Regions from separate parts of the Homo sapiens genome. Here region 1 is linked to region 2. Evidence: chromatin contacts called from ENCODE Hi-C or POLR2A ChIA-PET data. All regions are on one chromosome and are shown on one strand. Each heading gives the region's core, a stretch centred on a gene start or an enhancer-like site at or near the end of the contact. The rest is flanking DNA. Distances are from core to core; before and after follow the strand shown. Region 1 has its middle 51 kb from the start of SRRM1. Region 2 holds the start of SYF2 (SYF2 pre-mRNA splicing factor).

Region 1 (3,320 bases), core at 656-3,155, 540 kb before region 2:
TAGCAGCTAGCTTTCCCCAGAGCGATGATGACGATGACGATGACGATGATGATGATGATGATTGTGTGTGTGATAGAGAGAAGGAAGCCACAGTGCCTTCTACAACCTGCACACTATCATCTTTGCTTTTTTTCTATTCATTAGAAGCAAGTCACTATGTCCAGCCCACAGCCAAGGGAAGCATAACTAGGATTCCTTTTAAAGGAAGTGCCAAAGAACGCATGGACTGATTTTAAACCACACCGTAGTGACGCCACTCGAGCTGCTGGAGGAAGCCCTCACCTGAGGACTCACCTCGAATCCAGTTAATTCCCCTTATGGTGAAGCCAGTTTGACCTAGGTTTTCTAAGTCATACCATTCAAAGAATGATTTTTATCTTCCTCATCTTATCCTCCAGATCTGCCTTGTCTGACTATGCTCCTTTTATGGGCAGTGGTGGGAGCTGGGCCCAGACTCTAGGGGAGGAAGGGTGGACCCTTCTCACCTTCTCAGTCTTTGGTCCTATTTTTTTTCTTTTTTTTTGAAAAGGGGTCTCACTTTGTCACCCAGGCTGGAGTGCAGTGGAGCTATCATGGCTCACTTGCAGCCTCAACCTCCCAGGCTCAGATGATTCTCTCACTTCAGCGTCTCAAGTAGTTGGGACTACAGTCTCACACCACCATATCTGGCTAATTTTTTTGTATTTTTAATATAGATGGGTTTTCGCCATGTTGCCCAGGCTGGTCTCGAATTCTTGGGCTCAAGCAATCCTCCTGCCTCAGTCTCCCCAAGTGCTGGCATTATAGGCGTAAGCCACCACATTTGGCCTTGGTCCTTTTTTTTTGTTTTTTTTTTTTGTTTGTTTTTGTTTTTGAGATGGAATCTCACTCTGTTGCCCAGGCTGGAGTGCAGTGGTGCGATCTCGGCTCACTGCAAGCTCCCCCTCCTGGGTTCACGCCATTCTCCTGCCTCAGCCTCCGAGTAGCTGGGACTACAGGTGCCCACCGCCACTCCTGGCTAATTTTTTGTATTTTTAGTAGAGACGGGGTTTAACCGTGTAAGCCAGGATGGTCTCAATCTCCTGACCTCGTGATCTGCCCACTCGGCCTCCCAAAGTGCTGTGATTACAGGTGTGAGCCACCAAGCCCGGCCTAATTTTTGTATTTTTAGTAGAGACGGGGTTCCACCATGTTGGCCAGGCTGGTCTCGAACTCCTGAACTCAGGTGGTCTGCCCACCTTGGCCTTCCAAAGTGCTGGATTACAGGTGTGAGCCACCATGCTCAGCCTTGGTCCTTTATACTACAAGCCTGGGCAACATAGTGGGTACACACTACTGTCCCATGGCCACCAGTGATGCTGGGTACAGGAAAACCACATTGTTCTATGGACTCCTGACCATGGTACTCATCCTTCCACTGGCCACTCCTGCTAAGACATGGCTTTTCCATCCTGTAATTGCCCTTAAACATTGGGCAACAATTTCCAGGTCTCTCTGGGTCAGTCCCTTCGGGGGAAGGAAGACAGAGGAATCATGTGGCCAGGTGGGAAGAGCTCTGGGCCAGCTTCCACTCAGCCTTGCTGTGTGACCTTGAGGAAGTCCCTGCTCCTCTCTGGGCCACAGTTTCCTCCTTTTTGAATGCAGAAGGTTGTATTAACATATCTGAGGATGCTTTGGGGTTTTCTTAGTTCACTTCTGTCCAGAGAAGATGATGAAATTTTAGGAGCAGCCTCACTTCCAACACACCGGGTCTTGCGTGGTCATTCATACCCCGGCAGAGAAAAAGCTGCATACTTCATGCCCTTTGCCCTTCACCATCTCATCTGATCCTCCCAGCAGCCAGCAAGGACACGGGGCAAGGCACTGGAGGCAACAGAGGCTCAGCAGCAAGACAGGGTACGTGCAGAGAGCTGCGGGACAGACGTGGCCTCACCAGCAGGACCCGTGATTAAACAGCAGCTGTGGTTCACTAAGTGCTTTCTGCTTATTATGTGCCAAGTACTTCACATGTGGCTGCTTTGTGTCATTCTCACATCAAACCTGATGGGTGGTTACTATAATTATCTCCTTTTACAGATAAGGAAACTGAAGCCCAGAGGGGTGGAGTAACTAGTCCAGCAAAAGTAAGCCATGTAACTGGGATTCAAATTCAGCTTGAACATCTCAGCACTCATCTGTTTTCGATCACATAACACTCCCTCTAGGCATTCACAGGAGCTCAAGGATAGGAGTAGGGAGGGGAAAGCTAGGAGTCCGAAGACTTGAGGGGCCAGGCATGGTGGCATGCACCTGTAATCCCAGCATTTTAGGAGGCTGAGGTGGGAGGATGGCTTGAGCCCAAGAGATCAAGGTTGCAGTGAGCCGTGATCGTGCCACTGCACTCCAGCCTGGGAAACAGAGAAAGACTATGTCTTGGAAATGGTAGAGGACCTTTAAAAAATAAAGAATAAAAAAGTACAAAACCAAAGACTTGCGCAGATGCGGTGGCTCACGCCTGTAATCCCAGCACATCAAGAGGTCGAGGCGAATGGATCACCTGAGGTCAGGAGTTTGAGACCAGCCTGGCCAACCTTGCGAAACCTCGTCTCTACTAAGAATACCAAAATTTGTCAGTTGCGGTGGCAGGCGCAGTGGCGGGCGCCTGTAATCCCAGCTACTTGGGAGGCTGAGGCAGGAGAATCGCTTGAACTCGGGAGGCAGAGGTTGCAGTGAGCCAAGATCACACCATTGCCATTGAACTCCAGCCTAAGCAACAAGAGCGAGATTCCGTCTCAAAACAAAGCAAAACAAAACAAAAACAAAGACTTAGGTTCACGAACAAACTCTGAACACTTACTAATTCTAAGGCCAGGGTAAATCTTTCATCTTGCTCAGCCTCAGTTTCCTTATCTGTAAAATGGGGATCATAATTTGTCATCCAAATTGTGAGGATTGGGTAAAAACATTTTTAATAAGGGCATGTATGTGAGCATCCCCCATGTATGGCAAAGAAGTTGTCTAAATTTAAGAGGTTGTTGTTTTTCTTAATCTCAGAGCAGGAGCCAGGGCAGGAAGTAGGCAGGCTGATTAGGGCGGCCAAGTGTCCCTGCCCAAGAGTGACTACTTCCGTCCCTGGTGTTCTTCATTAAGTCCCCAGGAAAGGAGGAGGGTGGGCCGGAAGAAAGGGCAAAGCTCTAGGTCCTTATCTAGAACTCTGCCTCCATGCAAGAGCCCTCCAAGGGAAGAGAAGTTCTGGATTATCACCACTGAGCTCCAAGCATGCCAGAGGGCTCAGCAGGGAGAAAGTCTGTCAGCACCTGACCCAGCAACAGCTGGGGAGAGGCCTGGATGGGTAGGTTGCA
Region 2 (2,970 bases), core at 338-2,837:
GGGCTCATGCCATTCTCCTGCCTCAGCCTCCCGTGTAGCCCGCCAGCACGCCCGGCTAATTTTTTCTATTTTTAGTAGAGACGGGGTTTCACCGTGTTAGCCAGGATGGTCTTGATCTCCTGACCTTGTGATCCGCCCTCCTCGGCCTCCCAAAGTGCTGGGATTACAGGCGTGAGCCACCGCACCCGGCCCAGTATCTTACATTTTTATATAGGAGGCAGAAGTAACGGAGTGAGACTAATGCTGTATTTGTTAATAACAGTCACTGGTGTTAGTCAGAAGAAAGAAATATGTGGTCATTCTTGTAATTTGAAAAGTCTTCTTTGTTTTGTCTCACTACAACAGTCAGAGTGATTTTGGGATTTTGTGAAACCATGGCCTAGCTGTCAGGTCACTCCATGGTGAAACAGGGGCTGCTTTTCTCTTTCTCTGCTCCAACTGCAGCAAGCTATTTGCTGGACTCTTATCCCTAATACAAATTCTCTTTCTTTGAATTTGTTCCCTTTGCTTGGATATCTCTTTCTCTAACTCCTTTAGTTGTCTGGCTTTCAAACAGTAGTTTAGGTGTCACCTACTACATGAGGCACCCCCTGGAGACCCACAAACTGCATTCCTCTCTCCTCCTCTGCACCTCCAGGGCACTTAAACATCAGATTCCCTATCAACTGGCTGAACTACCACACTGTAGACTTTCAAAAGTTTGCCATTTTTTTTATTTTCTTTTTATTCTTTTCCCCCAGAAGTCCCAAAAACAGATGATTATTTTCTTTTCACTCAAACAGATTCTGACAGAAGATTATTATTTTTTAAAGTGAACCAGGTCTCTTACTGACACTAGACAAGTTTCTTCCTGTCTCTAGCTCTACATATTTCCCTAGGTAAAATGAAGAATTTGTTGGAATCACGGAGCAGGGAGGTTGTTAGTAATGGAGACTCCCAAACCTAACCCAGATACATTAAATTGGATGTGGGTGGGAGAGGGGCTGGAGTGAACAGTTATATTTTCAAATGTTCTCAGAATGATCCCAATGTGCTGCCAGGGTTGAGTACCACCGAACAGAGCTTTCCTCTCAGATGATCCTGCTCTGTTGGTCTGTCAGACGCAGTGGTGTGGCTTCCTCGTCCCCTCTACAAAAGCGCACAGGCTTGGCCAGATGACGGATCTAAGCCGGCCTCCAAGACTACTCACCCGCATCAGGTGCAGCTCCCGGAATTTGCGCAGTCTCTGTTCGCGCTTCTGAGCGGCCAGCTCCGCCGCCGCAGCGAGGGACCCCTCCTCCGCGCTGTCCACCAGCACCTGCGACAAGGAGAACTGGCTTCAGGCAGAGCCGGCTCAGCTTCTCCCAGGACTGCCCAGGCCGAGTCCCCGCCGGTCCCCACAGGCTGGGCCTAGGGCCTCCACCGCCGACTTGACCCCACAGTGTCTGAGCCTCCCTGAAGCGAAACTAGACTTCGCCTCCACCTCTCTCCAGGCCGCTCCCCGGAACCCTCACCAACAAAACCCCCGGTGTACGGTGGGTGGAACTCACCTCGGATGCAGCTATAGCCGCCATCACAACCTTTCTCTCTTCCCACTTCCGGCAACAAGATAGAGCACTTCCGTCAACCTTCAGACAAACGGGCCGATACGTACGAATGGGCTACCATAAGCCCCGCCCCTTCCGGGAGGTCTCCGGAAGTTGGGACCCTTTTAGCTATGAAATATTTTGGATTGCGTAGGGTCTTGCGCAGCCGCGAAAAGTAGCGTGGGCCAGGACAGCGGGAGGTAAGTCGCCAAGAAAAGGGTTGGGAAGAGCTCAGAATCGGACGGCTAGGAAGAAATGACCAAAAGGAGCCTGATAGCCCCCTATTCTGCACGCTGTTCCTGGAAACCGCCTTTGCAAAGACAGTGAGAGAAATCTAACATGGCTCACTCCATCTTGCTTCTAGCCTCGCAGGCCGGCTGTCTTCGCTCATTCCTGGGCATAAACCAAGCTAACCATGGGAGAATTTATAGTTTAACTTTTAAGCAAGGATGATCATAGTCCCTTCCTTAAACAGGGCCCCTCCTTGTTTGGGGGCTGAAACTGCCTTTATAAAACTAATGAAAGACCGGGAGGTTAGGATTATGAGGGGAGAATTCTGCTAAAATGTAGTAAACGATAACCAGCCATTGTTTCGGAGGACATCGGATGTGTAACTTCCCCAATTATTCCTGTAGATAACGTTATCGTAGCACCTAAGATTGGTCTTTTGAGGCATTTTTCAGACTTTCGCATTCTGGCAACTAACTGACCCCACCCAGACTCGTGACCCATGACCCAACCGCTTCTTCTGTCCCACTCCTCCCCCAAGAGGCGGACTCAGCTGTTGAGGAGTGTAGTCCACACCCCTGTGATTGCATCTCCAACCAATCAGCAGCATCCATTCCCTAGTGCCCTGCCCACACCAAACTATGAAATACCCTAACCTCTGAGCTGACCCTTCAGGAAAACTTACTTGAGTGGTAACCCTTCTTCCCTGAGGCCAGCCTCAGGTTAATACAACTGTATACTGCAGTAGCACTTTTCAGTGAATTGGTTTTGTCTGCAGTAAGCAGGAAAAACCTGCAGTGCCATTCATTCCCATGAGTGGAAAGTTCTTTCCATTTAGAGCTTAAGGTGTTGTCACTTTCTCCAAGAAGCAGGTCTTGCCCTTGGCCTGGTGTGGTGGTTCATGGCTGCAATCCCAGCACATTGCGGGGCGGAGGCGGGAGGATTGCTTGAGCCCAGGAGTTCAAGACCAGCCTGGACAACAAAGTAAGAATCAGTCTCTAAATTAAAAAATAAAAGTAATTTTTTTTTGTTTTTTTGTTTTGAGACAGAGTCTTGCACTATCACCCAGGCTGGAGTGCAGTGGCACCGATCTCGGCTTACTGCAACGTCCGGCTCCCGGGTTCAGACGATTCTCCTGCCTCAGCTTCCCGAGTAGCTGGGATTACGGGTGCCTGCC

Evidence for each region. Hi-C counts contacts between places; a loop is a spot of excess contacts on that map. ChIA-PET counts read pairs that join two places held with the same protein, here RNA polymerase II (POLR2A). Pooled maps may share reads with other maps.
Region 1: a loop to region 2 is called in a pooled map, with 2.9 times the contacts of the local background. The contact joins the enhancer-like site here to the promoter of SYF2 in region 2. A Hi-C loop is called at or near these places in 2 of 50 pooled maps. POLR2A ChIA-PET finds 5 or more read pairs at or near these places in 5 of 52 experiments (CD8-positive, alpha-beta memory T cell, HEK293, HEK293T and 2 more).

What each region holds. Positions count from the first base shown.
Region 1 is chr1:24,692,529-24,695,848 of GRCh38, forward strand. No RefSeq gene overlaps it. Among named protein-coding and RNA genes, the nearest start is that of SRRM1, 51 kb to the left of the region's middle. RefSeq lists a silencer at 2,977-3,096. Within about 2 kb of position 1,906, at least 14 of the 41 ENCODE cell types and tissues checked have a DNase peak (open chromatin) inside an H3K27ac peak, as active enhancers do.
Region 2 is chr1:25,230,915-25,233,884 of GRCh38, forward strand. It overlaps SYF2 (SYF2 pre-mRNA splicing factor), which reads right to left and starts at 1,588. Exons shown (of 7, transcript NM_015484.5): 1 at 1,530-1,588; 2 at 1,190-1,297. The coding sequence starts at 1,553. It overlaps LOC124903881 (a long non-coding RNA gene), which reads left to right and starts at 1,675. Exons shown (of 2, transcript XR_007065555.1): 1 at 1,675-1,765. RefSeq lists enhancers at 1,406-1,555, 1,698-2,611, 1,796-2,045.